Linked DNA regions of Homo sapiens: regions 2 and 3 are each linked to region 1. Evidence: chromatin loops called from intact Hi-C (ENCODE). Cell type or tissue: endothelial cell of umbilical vein. All regions are shown on one strand. Region 1 overlaps LINC02725 (long intergenic non-protein coding RNA 2725). Region 2 holds the start of LOC107984409 (a long non-coding RNA gene). Region 3 overlaps KIRREL3 (kirre like nephrin family adhesion molecule 3).

What was found. Hi-C counts contacts between places; a loop is a spot of excess contacts. Peaks named below come from ENCODE experiments on the same cell type or tissue, not always from the same donor. Only the 100,000 strongest peaks of a DNase experiment are listed, where the experiment ranks them.
Region 2: it touches region 1 in a loop (6-fold over the local background); 18 of 110 quality-filtered maps call a loop at or near these places.
Region 3: it touches region 1 in a loop (28-fold over the local background); 11 of 110 quality-filtered maps call a loop at or near these places.

What each region holds. Positions count from the first base shown.
Region 1 is chr11:128,155,729-128,160,728 of GRCh38, forward strand. The region is part of intron 2 of LINC02725 (long intergenic non-protein coding RNA 2725); the gene reads left to right. Among named protein-coding and RNA genes, the nearest start is that of LINC02098, 51 kb to the right of the region's middle. In endothelial cell of umbilical vein, a CTCF peak has its summit at 2,351 (motif pointing left); a DNase peak (open chromatin) is centred at 2,233; H3K27ac peaks cover 422 bases.
Region 2 is chr11:128,857,048-128,862,047 of GRCh38, forward strand. The region is part of intron 1 of KCNJ1 (potassium inwardly rectifying channel subfamily J member 1); the gene reads right to left. It overlaps LOC107984409 (a long non-coding RNA gene), which reads left to right and starts at 386. Exons shown (of 3, transcript XR_001748442.2): 1 at 386-443. RefSeq lists an enhancer at 2,667-2,926 and a silencer at 2,827-3,121. In endothelial cell of umbilical vein, a CTCF peak has its summit at 2,991 (motif pointing left); a DNase peak (open chromatin) is centred at 2,864.
Region 3 is chr11:126,438,187-126,443,186 of GRCh38, forward strand. KIRREL3 (kirre like nephrin family adhesion molecule 3) reads right to left here. Exons shown (of 17, transcript NM_032531.4): 11 at 2,263-2,363. Among named protein-coding and RNA genes, the nearest start is that of ST3GAL4, 85 kb to the left of the region's middle. RefSeq lists an enhancer at 4,363-5,000. In endothelial cell of umbilical vein, a CTCF peak has its summit at 2,820 (motif pointing right); a DNase peak (open chromatin) is centred at 2,825.

The sequences.
Region 1 (5,000 bases):
AGTCATGGTTGAAAAGGTAGAGTATGTGTCAGGCCATGATGTTTATCTCCTCCAGCAGGTGAGTAGGAAGAAATTGATGTTGCCCAGAACGTAATCATCAGAATATAAACTGAGATGGAGTGAAATCACCCTTTATGGTCTGCTGGCTCACTTCTCCTTCTTGTTTGTTGCTTGTCATAGATCCTACCCCTTTCTGAAATGGCATGACTCTATAGGAGGTCCCAGGCCTGGTATCCTGGTTATTGGCTGACTGACCAATTGCTTTCTAACTTAGTTTCAGATTTGTTTTTCTGTGAATTCAAGAAAAAGGAGTGGTATTTGCTGGCAATTTTGCTGTGCAAGTACCTTGCATTTTAACCTTCTGGGACCGTTGTCCCTTTATTTTTATATTGACTTTGTTTAGTTGGTTAATTAATTTGTGAGTTAATAGCTTTGTCAGAGTACAAAAAGATAAGCATATATGGAAAGCTGAGATGCAGTTTGTTAGTGTATGTTCATTTTAATCTCTAAACTTTAAACCAATTCTGTTTTTCTTCTAACATTTCAAATTACTTTAAAAGTGTTAAATTATTTATCGTCAAGGAAGACGCCATCACAAGAACAGTGTTTTCTCCTCCGTCAGTGGATTAGGAATCAGAAGATCTGAGATGTATTTCTCTTTTACCACTGACTTATTCTATTGCGTATTTTTGGAATGTATTTGCTCATTTCTTACTTTACAAATTCTAGAGGGAACACACAATCTATTCCATGTGCTCTCTTTTGAGCACTAGATAAGGAAAGGTTTTTTTTTTTTTTTGGCAGATGATTGATTAGTTTACAAGTATCCTTCTTCAACAGTAGATATACCATGGCAGGGAAGTAGAACCACTGTCCAAGGTTACCTAGAAGCCAGTGACCAAACTAGACTTCGGGCTTTCATCTTGTGAGTCACAGTGTTACAATCACTAATCCCCATTATCAATGAGGCATGAAGTTGTGTATGTAGAACACTGTAACAGTCACCAGGGCAGCACACTCAGTTCAACATTACTTACCTTGGGTTCTATGCCAACGTCCTCAAGCATTTTAAGAAAATGGCTTAGAGCTTAAGTCGTACAATGTAAAAAGCTGATAAAAGATTGTCCCTATGTCAGTTTCAACTTTGCCCTCAAATGCCAACAGCAAGGACACCTTCATGAGCAACTGGCCCTAGGACTTAGAGAGGCTACTAAGTGGCTGTAGGAACCATGACACTCTGACATTCCTGGCCCAAGTAGAAATATGAAAACCTAAGCATGGTGGGTTGAAACTTCATGAATGTCTCTCGACCCTGAAATGGGTTGCAGGTGTTTGTCTCAAAGACGAGAACAGATAATGAATAAAACATGCCTGGAGCTTTGTGTTCAGAAAATGTGACAAGCTTGAATCTGATGACTTCAGGAATGAGATGAAATATGAGTTTGAGCTCATCTGCAAAGCTCTTAACGAATCCAAGATGTCGTTGCTGGTATTGCTGCTCATGGACTACAGTTTGCCCCAGGTTTATGGGAGGATAGGGGTGGAAACGAAGGGGGTGAAAAGATCTGGAAAAGAAAAGAATGAGGAGGGAAAAAGAACATGAAAGCAAGTTTTGACTGCAGATCTTTAAGGGAGAGCTCTCCCTGGAAATCTCACTGAAGACTAAATTTGACCTTTATTTTGAGCCCATAGAAGAGAGATGAAGATAAAAATACTCTGCAGATCAATGTATTGTATAAATATACTCAGCTTTATGGACTCTGAGGTTATTGCATTTCTATATCATCACTGATTCCACTTTTGCTTTAGGTAGTAAAATAGAGACTATTCTTATCATATTTTCATCTAAAATTGCACATTTAAGGTCAAGTTATCTCTTACCACATGAAAAGCTATACTTACACATATGGAAAGTAAGATAACTTTTTGTGACTATTCTTTTTTCCATGGGACATTATCTTATTTCACACATGTGTTACTGCAAATCTTTTGAAGAGAGAGATGGATTGACACTAAGATTTTAAATTCTGTCTTGGATTGTCACACTTAGTAAATTTCTGTGGAAATTCCAATTGTTGGTTTAGGAAAATTCCAGCAGGTGGAGCTGTAACAGCGCTCAATTTCAACAGAGTTCTCTGTTATTGGCAAGATGGTCTGGAGCCAATATGGACTCCAAGCTTCTGTTTGTGAACTCTGTACTCTCAGTGAAGGGCTCTCTCTATCTGAACTCTTGCTATATTCAAGAAAAGCTGGTAATTTTGGACCCTAACTCAATCCTTGATATTTTGGGGTCTCCGGAGAATCACATAGTTGAGGTACTAGTTAGCACTCTCACTGGAAAAAGCAATTTGATAACGGCCCCCTAGTGGTCTAAACTGGTACATGTGGCTTTGTAAATGCCAACCCACCCATTCATTAGACCTCTGAGGGCACAGAGATGTTTTCAATCATTGGCTCTGTCGTTTTGACTTTTCTCGCCAAAAGCTTAAGGGAAGAAAAAGTGTGTGATACATAAATACAAAACATGCAACAGTCAGTGGGACAACTCCAAGTGCCACTATTTATTAATTTTATAATATTAGGAAGTTCGCTTTTCCCTGAGCCTCAGTTTTTTAAATTTCCCAAACCAAAATGAAAACAACATCTACTGCAAAGGATTGTTGTAATGGGGAGCAAACGACATGATACACATGAGAGAATATGTGATACACTTGAGAATGTTTGATAGAACATATTGTGCATACCAGGTTGTTTTTTATTATTAATAGTAGTACTGTTGATTTTATCAGGATGAAGAATGATCTCAGGGCTTCTATGTAGAGCTCATCTCAATGGATCAAACTATAAGGAGACAGACCTCCCCTCTGTGCTCAAATTATAAAGTCCATTCCATTCTGTACATATGGGTCTATCAGCCTGCAAGTTCATTACAGATTTTTCTCATCAGTCTTGCCAAACTCCTTAAGGTCAGGGACCATAAGATTTTTGTTTCTTTTACCAAAGCATTTGGCATGATGTTTGGTTCATTGTGGTTATCCCACAATGTCTGTGGACTAAGTATCACTGAGTAAAGTACAACATTACATTTGTAAAGGGAACTCTCTCATTCCACTTATTTATTCCTACCTAGGAGTAAACAAACCAGAGAAGAGAGTAATATGCAGGCACTTTGGGGGAAGTTGGCATCGCAGTAATTCTGGTATACTGTTCTAACTCAGTACAAACCAATTAAGACACTTAATGAGAACAAAATATGCTCAAGGTAGTAGTATATGCTGTGGGAGATTAAAATTATTGCATAAAATTATTGCATAATTAAGACGGATTGCATAACAGCTCTCCGTCTCCATCAAGAATTTTAAGGACTGAAATTAGAAATGTTTCAGAGAGAGAATTAAGAATATAAAATGTGTGACAAAGCTAACCATCAACCAAAATTCAAGCTTCCACCTCCGTAATTAAGGATTGCCCTTGGAAGGAGCCCTTTAGCCAGGGGCTCCATTTCCCATCACCCTTGCAAGTGAGGCCATGTGACTAGTTCTGTTCCAATGCAAAATGAGAAAAATGTTTGTCATTTTGAGGCTAAGATAGGATGGCTTCTCTGGTCTTTTGGATGCATACAGAAGACTCCAAGGCCTTGGGACTATTTATAGAGAGCATGACGGAAGAAGCCTGGGTTCCTGAACCATCACGTGGAGGAAAAACACCTAATGGCTGGAAATCTGCAATGGACTATGTCACGAACAAGAAATAAGTTTCTGTTGGGTTAAGTCACTCAAATTTTGGAATTTGTTAGAGTAGCTAGCATCATCCTCACGTAAGATGGAAGAAGGCACCACATGATTTTCAAATGAAATGAGAAAACATAAAATACATTTAACTCAGAAGATGGAAAAATCACTGCATGGCAAAGTAGCCAAAAGCTTTCTTCAAGAGATGAAGCTGCAGCCGGGTGCGGTGGCTTACCCCTGTAATTCCAGCACTTTGGGAGGCTGAGGCACGTGGATCACCTGAGGTCAAGAGTTCAAGACCAGCCTGGCCAACATGGTGAAACCCTGTCTCTACTAAAAATACACAAAAATTAGCCAGGCCTGGTGGTAGGCACCTGTAATCCCAGCTACTCAGGAGGCTGAGGCAGGAGAATCACTTGAACCTGGGAGGCAGAGATTGCAGTGAGCCGAGATCGCGCCACTGCACTCCAGCCTGGGTGACAGGAGCAAAACTCCATAAAAAAAAGAAATGAAGCTGCAGCTGATTCTTATGGATTTATGGATCAGGGGACATACCTCTTATGGAAGGAACTACATGAGCAATGATACCAGTGTAGGGAGATTGAAAACATATTGAGGAGACAGTGAGTGGAGAAGTTGTACTGGAAAACAAAGGCCATCTTAGCTCCAACAACTGTCACTAAGCACATTATTACCCATTTAAGTCTTTACCTTGACTGTTGTCTTTAAGTTATTATGGACCATAAGATCCAATTCAGTCAGGTCTCTTATTACCAACAATCAGATATTTAATTCTCCCTGCAAAGCCAGCTTTGGATCCAAGAGGGGCAGATTTTGCCAGCTGCATAGAAATACGAAGCACTTGTTTCAATTGTATTTTTCATTTGTAATTTCTGCTATTATAGATGCTACAATCAGACATAAGTATGAAGACTCAGAATTACTTAGTGATGCCAGAATGTAGCAGGCACATTCTGTTTTTTAGCTTCTCTTACAGTTGGCATCAAGAGTTGGTGGATTTTTATAGCTATTTGTGTAGATGTCTTACCACTCATCTGTAAGGACAGAAATGATTTATTACTTGTCTTTGTATTCCCCTTTAACTAAAACCAAAATCTGCCTTGAATAGAGACATAGACTTATAGGTTAGAACAGCATAGGATGACAGAACTCATATAATTCAGCATCCTGATTTTGTACTAGGATCATTAATGTTCCTTGTTGAGAACCAAATATTCTTAAGTGATACATCCAATTAAAGATAGCAGT
Region 2 (5,000 bases), 700 kb after region 1:
CCAAAGTCATCCCCTCTGTCACCTAGCTCACTATGTTCCCACCCCCTCTGCTCTGCAATGTGCGGCGCAGCTCCTGCCCTGGGCTTCGGCACCTGCTGCTTCCTCCTTCAGGGCTGCTCCGCTCTAGGCCTTCCCATGTCTGGCTGCTCCATGTCGCTAGGGACCTAGCTCCATCACCACCTTCTTCGAGAGCCTTTTAGCATCCAATCTAAGGTAGCACCCACTGCTCCAGTGGGAACTCCATCCTGTCTTGGCTTCTTTCCATCTCTTATCAAGAGTGGCTGTCAGGTTGGTTGTTTATTTCCCTGCTGGTGATGCATTCACTTATTGTCGATCTCCCCTCTACAGAACACACCCTCCAGGACAGCAGCCCGTCTTGCCTTCCTCTGAATACCCAGCATGTGGACCCACAGTAGAGACTCTAAAAATCTTTCTTGACCAAGGTCAGTGCCCTCCCCTGGGCTGGGAGTGCCACAAGTGCAGGGACCTGTCAGCTGCATCCCTATGTTATACCCAACACTGCTCACTGGGCCTCAGGGCTCTCTCCAAATAGAGAAGGCCAGGGGAGAGAGAAGCTATTTTTTTCTCTAAGTTGTAGCTGAGCTAGTTTTTCACTTGCTCACTGAACTAATGACCAAGCAAACATCCAGGGATGGTGTGGACACTGCACATGGTGGATTCATAAGTGCCAATGCTGACAGGTGGCAAGGACGAGTGCCTGTGCAATGGCTCAGGATGCACCTGGGAGCATTGTCCCCATCTTGTCTTTTTAAGTTAAGCTTAGATTTTCTACAGTGAGTAATAGCACATAGATCTCATGTATTTTGAACTCAATATTGTGCCTGAAAACATACATAAAAATGTGTTTCTGGGTATTTATTTACATTTTTAAAAACTACCTAATTTTAGCATTTATTGGCTTAATAAAGGGTTTAAAAGTTTTAAAAAGTGCAAGAGCAGCTAAACCCTGTGCAAGAGCTTGGAGAAACTGAAGAAAATGTAGATAAAATAGAGTGGGCAAAGGGAATGCGAGAAGCTCCACGATGGCGAGAGATGGGGAGGGATGGGGCAGGATGGGGAGGGATGGTGAGGGAAGGCGAGGGTTGGGGAGGGATGGCGAGGGATGGCGAGGGATGGGGAGGGATGAGAAGGGATGCGGAGGCAAAGAACACTGGCAAGTAAGAGCAGCTAAGAATGAAGAGACAAGGAAATGCATGCTACAGACCAAGCAGAAGTGCCCAGAGAAAAACATCCACTCCTTAAGGAGGTTCGCAACACAGCAGTGAGCCCTACCATGAAAAACAGGCAAGAACAGTTAAATGTCAACTCTGCACCACCATATTTGATTGACGATTAACAACTGTTCAAATGGCACGTGTCTCCGTGGCAACAGCTAGGGTTTGTTGAAGGAGTGAATGGAGGAATGAATGAAAAATGGGAAGGGCACATACTTTTCAGAGTTATTTGAAGGTGAGGGAAGACAAGATGTATAAAAGAGACTGGCCAATAATAAATGTTCCATAAAGTTTTCTTGAAACTAGTTCAGTTGGGGTAATTTTCCTTCTCATCCATGGACCAGAAATCACTGACATTAACAGATCTCACTGTGTTCCAGGCGGTCTCCAGGGGTAAACTCAGTAGTTTACGGAGCGTCTATGTCACTCTGTGACATAGACAGCATTACTATTCCCAGTGTCTAAAGGAGGAGATCAAACACCAGAGAGGCTAAGTGATTGATCCAAGTTCACAGAGCTAGAAGGTTAGAATTTAGTCTACTATAGGACTCAGTTGGTAGCTATATGTCTACCTTGGGTTTAATTATTGGAAGAAACTCATTAAAACTCATCCTTTCCCATGTGACTTTGGCACAGACCTGAAAGGTGGTAGTGTATTTGCTACCAGACCCCCATGCCACCAGGCAGGTCACCCCTCTTATGTGATTGAAGGCACATAAGGGGTTGATTTCACTCTACAGGATTGGGGTTAAATGGTTAGTCCCTTCTAGGCATGGAATTCCCACAGGGGAAAAGGAACAGACACTTGTTGAATCTCTGTCACATACCAGCAACTGTGGTAGGGGCTTGGCAGAAATTATTTCATTCAATCTCACAGCGACCCCATGAAGTAGGTCTAATTTTCTCTGTTTGACAAGGAAGGGAACTGAGGTTTAGAGAATTTTAAAAACTCATATGAGGCAGAACTGGGGTAGGAACGCAGCTCTTTTTGAGACAGGGTCTTGCTCTGTTGCCCAGGCTGGAGTGCAGTGGCACAATCATAGCTCACTGCAGCCTCTACCTCCCATCTCATGGGATCCTCCCGCCTCAGCCTCCCAAGTAGCTGGGACCACAGGCAAGTGCCCCACTCCGGGCTAGTGTATTGATTGTAGAGATGAGGTCTCACTAGGTTACCCAGGCTGGCCTTGAACTCCTGGCCTCCAGCAATTCTCCTGCCTCAGCCTCCCAAAGTGCTGGGATTACAGCCCCGAGCCACCGCTCCCGGACAGAACCCAGATCTTAACCTGATGTCTCCACGCCAAGTTCCCTAAAGATCTGGCCCAGAAGATGAGTGAATTCCTATGTCTAAGGCAGGAGGGAAAAGGAAGGAAGGTCTGGGGGAAAGGCTGGCCCTCCCTCCTCACCTCCCTTCCCTGCGTGCCCTCTCCTGGCTAGCCCTCCCGTCTGCGTCTCTCAGGGCATCTGTAGTGGGAGCCGCCTGTGCTGGGCACTGGGGTACGGCCTTCTCAAGACCCAGGGAAGTGGGGGAGCTGGGCAGGAAATTAAAAGGAGCCAAATAAACAGAGTAATTATAGATTGTGATAAGGACTTAGAAAGAAACAGTAACTAGAAGTGACCTTGAAAAGTACCCGTAAGTAGGCACTGGTGCTGCAGACGGCGGGCAGCAAAGCGCAGGCGGGAGAGGAGGCGCGGCAAGGCCCACACTCGCCTCCGCCGGGCCTCCCGCTTACCAGCAGCAGCAGCGCCCCCTGGCGCCTGCCGAGGGCACTGCGCAAGAGAGGTCGGCATTGATTTCAGAAGGGCGCCCGGAAGGACACCTGTCTGGCCCCAGACCGGGCAGGAGCCAGGCCTCGGATTTCTCATCTGTCAGATGACAATGATGCTATCTACTTCCCAGGGCCATCGTTCAGATTAAATGATGCAGTGCTTGGGAGAATCCGGATGGATGAGCGACACTATAGAAACATGACTTGGATTTATGGCAAGAGGGACTTCAGTGAGACATGAAGAACTGTTGACTAGACAGGCCGGCAGGACACTGTGGCAGGTTTCCCGTGAAGAATTCCATACTGACAATGTAAAAGAGAGGCAATGACCGTCTGATATAAGTGCGTGACACTGCACAGGTTTCACTGTGTGAAATGCATACATGAGTTCTTGTAGAAATGAATTGATTTTTTTAAGAAGTGACTTAAGGGAAGGAAGACGTGACTTAAGGAACTCAGGAAGTCTCTGTGCCGTCACTAAGTCAGAGATTCCAGAAGATTCTCTCTGAAGAACAGTCACCAACTGGATTATTGAAAATTAGCCCACTGCCACCTCACGGGTGGGCCTTGTAACCCACATCAGCTGGACCAAGGGGCCTGGAGACGCAATAGCCTGGAAACAGGGTGACCCCAAGGGGCAGGCGGGATGCAAGCACAGAGGAAACAAGAAAATGCTGAAGGAAGCTGCTCAGAAAAGTGGAGGCCAGGTGGCTCTGAAACCCAGGTGTGACCACAGAGGAAAGTGCCCTGAAGGCCAGAGACCCAGCTCCAATTACCAGCTATGTGACAGGGGCACGCCCAGCCCCTTTCCTGATTTTCAGAATTTCCCTATCTGGGAGACGAAGATCATGTCGCCGGGGCCTGCCTGTAATACTTCAAAAAACACAAAAACACTCTATGCACCATGTAGAGGATTATTTTTGTGAACTCCAGGGCAGGGAGCATCAACAGCTCAGAGGCAGCACTGGCATCTGCCTCAAGTGTCCTGCCTTCTCTCCATCCCCAGGCACAAGCAGGGCCCACGAATGCCCAGCATCTGCTCTCCAGTCACTGGTGAAATATGGGTGGCATTCACTGTGTCAGCATTTGGAAATTAGCCCGCCTGTGGTCTGGCTGTTGGCGTCCCTGGGGCTCCCTAACCCACATGGCTACGCAGGCAAAGACAGAAACTCTGGTGCCGCCAGCTTCCGCCCGAGGCGCTTTTCTGCGTGGGGTGCTGACTGAGCAACTGAAGCAGGGCTGCAGCATTCACTGGCAGCTGAGACCCAGGATTGGGGGCCCTAGTGGGGCTGGGGTCAATGGGGATGGTACCATGGAGGGGCATGAGCTGGGACATTTAGAACAGAAAGAGAAACATGCCGAGTGAGGAGGCAAGATGTGAGCAGCAGGGCTAGCGGGTATCCCTGGGACCTCAGACAGAAAGGAAGCTGCAAGGGAGCTTGTACCCAGTGATCACAGGCTCATTTATGGGATAGACCCAGGCAACCTGAAGAAAGGCAGAATCAGAGCAATAGCCAGAGGTGACTGTCGTCAGAAACATACCCCTGCTCCTGGGAGCCACTGCAGAGCGGGATAACTGGGGCTCGCCTCCCTGGTGCAAGCCCAGGAGTGAGGGCCTTGTGATAAGATTTCCAAAAACACCAGCCCCGTGCCCTGCCTGTCGGTAAGCGGCCACCGGAACCCCTCCCAGAAAGATAGATGCAGGCTCCGTGTCTGTAGAAGTTTGTGTCCATTTCCCGCTGAAATGGACTCCTGCCTCTCCACACCCCTAAAACCCAAGCTTCTTCCTGATCTCCAACCCACATCCTAACGGGTGAGGTTGAAGTCTAATTTCCTCTGGCCTTCAGTGAGGATGAGAAAACCAGCCCCTTCATAGATGAGAAAGCAGTTTCAGCCCCCAGCTCTCGGCCGCGCTTCTCCGGTGGCTGCCTATTCCCAGCTTCAGGTCCCAGTGGCCGTGGTCATCCGCGTGGGAAGGGATTTGCCTGCTGTGCGCTGG
Region 3 (5,000 bases), 1.7 Mb before region 1:
CCCATGAACGCGTCTACCTGTGTGATGTTGTATGTCTGTGTGAGAAATGTGTCTACAGAGCTGTGTTTGCGATCACCTTCGTCTGCCTTAGTTTACAGGGCTGCTGGTTAACAGTTTTCAGAGCCGGCCACATACACTGTCTGCACCTCATCGTGTAAGCGCCTCGTATATCCTGGTTCGGGGCTGATGAGAGGGACTGAGTTTCTCAAGCTTGCTGCTATTGTCACGCTGGACTGACCCATTCCTGGCCGTGGGGCTCTCCCAGGCATTGCAGGATGTCAGCAGCACCCTGGCCTCTACACACCCGGTGCCAGGAGTATCCTCCAAGTGATGACAACCAAAATGTCTCCAGGCACTGCCAAATGTCCCCTGGGGCCAGTGAGAACCGCTGGCCTAGAATCAGATATTTCTGGAGAGAAGGTGTGAAAATGTCCAAGAGTGAATGGAATATTTGACAATGAGCATGTGTTACATTTATAATTAAAAACATCAAAAAGCAAAGTGAATGGGGAGGCGTAGGTATTAGTTTTATTCATGAGTTCTTGCAATTTTTTTGTGAATCTTTCAGACAGTGAATGAACTGAATGCTTGAGAAAGCGTGTAGCAGCAATAATACTCTAATAATATCTTAGTTAACAGGATGACAGTTTCAGTTGGTGCAGCCTGGGTGTCTCAGCCCCCGCATGCACGGGTTAGGGGTGACCTCAGCTGCTTCACATCTGGGCCAGCCCCACCCTCCCTGCACAACTGCCCTGCCCACTCCACCCCTGGACAGTCTTCTAGCAGGATTTTGCCATACACTGGGAATTACTACAAATAAGTTTTCCCCGAGTAGTGCTATAAAATGCTCACTTTTCTTTGTTTTCATGCCTGAGATCCCTCCAGTTTTAGATGGATTTGAGTACAAGACTCTGCCCCTGGATCACCTGAGGTCAGGAGTTTGAGACCAGCTTGGCCAACATGGTGAAACCTTATCTACTAAAAATACAAAAAAATTAGCTGGGTGTGGTGGCAGGTGCCTGTAATCCCAGTTACTTGGAAGGTTGAGGCAGGAGAATTGCTTGAACCCAGGAAGTGGAGGTTGCAGTGAGCCAAGATTGCACCATTGCACCCAGCCTGGGTGATAGAGAGAGACTCTGTCTCAAAAAAGAAAGAGGGAAAAAAAGACTCTGCCCTCACCTTAATTTTTTTGTTGTTGTTGTAGAGACAGGGTCTCACTATGTTGCCCAGGCTGGTCTCAAACTCCTGGGCTCAGTCGATCTTCCCACCTCAGCCTTCCAAAGTGCTGGGATTACAGACATGAGGCTCCTGCTCAGTAAGACCCTCCCTTTAAAAAAATGCAGATACTGGCTGGGCATGGTGGCTCACGCCTGTAATCCCAGCACTTTGGGAGGCTGGGGTAGGAGGATCGATTGAGCCCAGGAGTTTGAGACCAGCCTGACCAACATGGTGAGACCCCATCTCTACTGAAAATACAAAAATTAGCGAGGTGTGGTGGCAGATGCCTGTAATCCCAGCTACTCAAGAGGCGCTGAGGCATGAGAATTGCTTGAACTGGGAGGTGGAGGTTGCAGTGAGCCGAGATTGTGTCACTGCACTCCAGCCTGGGTGATAGAGCGAGACTCCATCTCAAAAAACAAACACAAACAAACAAACCCAAAAAACACACAAACAAAAAAACCAAGCAGATAGCTGGTAGGAGGCGCTGAGGGTGGACTCCTCAGTTGCCTTAGCTGCATTGCAGGGATAAGTTCTTTGAGGAAGGGAGAGAGAATGGAATGGTCACTTTAGAGGGGACGATTGATAGGCAACAGGGCAGGCTACCATGGACAGTAAAGGCCACAGAGACCTGGCAAGGAGGGCTCCAGGAGGCACAGAAAGGGGTTGCCAACTATTACCTGCGCTCTAAGATTTTGCTAAAGACTGGCCTGGAGCCCAGGAAGAGAAGAAGTCACTTGTCTTTTCTCTCCACTACCCTCGTGTGCCCCTCTGCCCTTAGGATGCGGAATTTGGTCAGAGCCGTTCATGTCAGAGCTCAGCAGAATGGCAGCTGAACCCTGGGAGAGCACTGCCTGTTCTGAGAAAGGCCTGCAATTGTGTCTTCACGATGCTTTTCCAAGACAGCCAAGGCAGGTATAATTTTCCTCAGCAAGAAAGAGGAACCTCGGAGGTGTGCACCGCCTGGCTGGCCACCCAGGTATTGGCAAAAGTGACTGTTGGGCTGCTGGCCCGGCCCCCGCCCGCCGTCCCTGGAGCACTCACGATGCGGTCCGGCGGCGGCGTGCTCCGGATGAAGCACTTGATCTGGCCCTTCTCGCCGTGGAGGGCGTGCTGGGTCTGGGTGCTGGAGATGATGGGGGGTCCTGTTGAGAAACAGCGTCCCATTAGGCACCCGGGAAGGGCACGTCCCTGCTGGCGCCCTCTTGGGTGGGTTCAGAAGTGTATTCATTAATCCAAGCATTCAGCAAACATTTGCCGAAGGCCTGTATGTGCAAGGTAAAGTGCAAGGTAGAGGACTCAGAGATAAATTAGGCATTCAGTCATAAACCTCTCAAGGGATCATGAGCGAATGCTTCTAAGTCAGAACCCCCAGAAGATACAAATAACTGTAATAAAAGGTGGTGAGTGTTAGTACCACAGGAGCGGTGCAGATAAAGTGCTAACCGACTTCAGAGGAGAGAGAATAATTCTATCTGGCGGACGGGGAAAGCTTTAGGGAGGAGGTGGTAAGCCTGCAGAGGGGGTGGGGAGGTGTCTAGATGAAGGAAGACTCCCCCGCCTCAGCCAGCGGCACCCCTGCGAGCCATTCCTCAGATATCCAGTAGAGGGCGCCCTTGCCTAACAAATGGGAGCTGCTCGGCCAGACGGGCCAACGGGAAGAAATGGTTGCTGTCCCTCTCCTTAGGGCGGGAATCACCCCGGACAGGGGGAATGCATGCGCTGGCCGTGTTCACAGCCCTCCTCCCACCTGTGTCTCAGGAGGTCCTGCAGTTCATCATCTTGTCTGCCTCCACGTCCATACCCAGACTGCCCAAGTGAGGCCATGGCTCCCAAACTGACCCCAATATTATCATATCACAGAGTGTGGCACATGTTTATGGGTGTCAGGTTCTGAGAGCGCCTGTCTCATTCACCACATTGCACAGCCAAGAGAGTTCACCTGGTGGAGGGGAGCCTGTTCCCCAGCGCCTCCTGTCCAGTTCCGCCTGTTACCTAACCCAAGTCTTTCCCCTGTGACGCCTGCCTGGCCGTGAAAGACAAAAGAAGGAGCAGCTAGCTTAGCCTGGGCTCTGCTGGCTTCCTGGCTGGGCTGGGTGGTTGAAGGATGGGAGTAGGGACGGAAACTGTCATGCTCCCTTTCCAATCCCTGGGGTCACAGTTGGGACTTAGATGGCAGATACCAGAGGAAAGACAGCCGGGAGCAACGCATCTGGAGAACACACAGAATTATGCAGGAACAAAACAAAAATTGCTGCAAACATAATTGCTGTTTATTAGCCACCTTAATTAAAGCAGATTTGCATTTCTATGAGTAGCTCTCAGCCAAGGGAGAAAAGGTACTGTAGACACTCCAGTGACTTCTGTTGAGTTTGAGAAGGCAAAAGGGCTCGGGGCAGCGTGAGGTGGGCGTGGGGGACCCTCCATGGCTTTAAGAATGGGCTGAGCGCTGCCCTCCTTCCTAAAAATCCTTCAGCTCCAACAGGTCTAGGACCCAAAGAGATGAGGAGATTGATGTTTTAGGAACCGGATGGTGCTTTGTTTTATTGCTGGACTAAAACGTGATGATAATATAAAACCTTTTCTGGTCAGGTGCGGTGGCTCACACCTAGAAACCTAGCACTTTGGGAGGCTGAGGAGGGTGGATCACAAGGTCAGGAGTTCAAGACCAGCCTGGCCAATATGGTGAAACCCCGTCTGTACTAAAAATACAAAAATTTTTAGTATTTATTATTTAGCCTCCCTACTTGGGAGGCTGAGGCAGGAGAATTGCTTGAACCTGGGAGGTGGAGGTTGCAGTGAGCCGAGATTGCGCCACTGCACTCCAGCCTGGGCGACAGAGCGAGACTCCAGCTCAAAAAAAAAAAACAAAAAAAAAACAAAAAACCCAACATGCACAGACACACAAAACACACACACACACACACACACACACACACACACACACACAAAACCTTTTCCTTGTGCTTCCCAGGAGCTAGGAATTCCCTGAGGGGTTTTCATGATTCTAAAAGCCATCATCAAATGCATCTGCTTCTTAAAAGAAAATGAAAACCAGGATAAAGGGAAATGGGGTGAGGGTTAGTAAGATTTCTCTCCCCTTCCTGCAGATACCTGATTTGAGCCAAATCGGTTGAGGTGTGTGCCAATTTCTTTCCCAAAGGACTGCTGCGCTGGCCAGCAGTTGTCCAAGGCTGGGATTTGTCGCGATAAAAACCTGATCTCATTTGAATGCTTTCATATCACCAGCTCCCTCCAGCCCATGCCCAGGTCCCATCCACTGGGCGTCCCCCCTCCCTCTGCCTGCTCTGCAGAAGCAGGGGCAGACAGTTCGCCCCCTGGCAGGTCTGGTGCGCTCCCCTCCGGGGCCACTGAACTCATCCACCTGCCTCCAGGTGTGTGAGGCCACCCTAGTCAAGAAATAAACAAGCAGCTTCTTTGCTTCCCTCCAATCCCTCCAGCTTTTCTCTGCCTGGAAGCCTCGGGGAGCTTGTGCTGGCAGGGGTGGAGGCAGAGGAGGGGAGAGAAAGAGACCTGGAGAGTGCAGATTCAACCTTGGTCAGCGCCAGGGCCCGGGTTTCAGTGCCCTCCCCGTCCAAGAGAAATGTCCCTCCCGGCCTGTGTTCCCCAGGGGGCATTCTCTCCTCAAGAAATCTCTTTAAATCTCCCTTGGAAATGTCTGAACGTCTAAAGTGACAGCAGATGTCAGCTCCTCCTTTATCCACCTGCTTTTCCCCAGAAACGCCAATGCTCATTTGATGCTCCAGGCTTGGGGGCCCTGG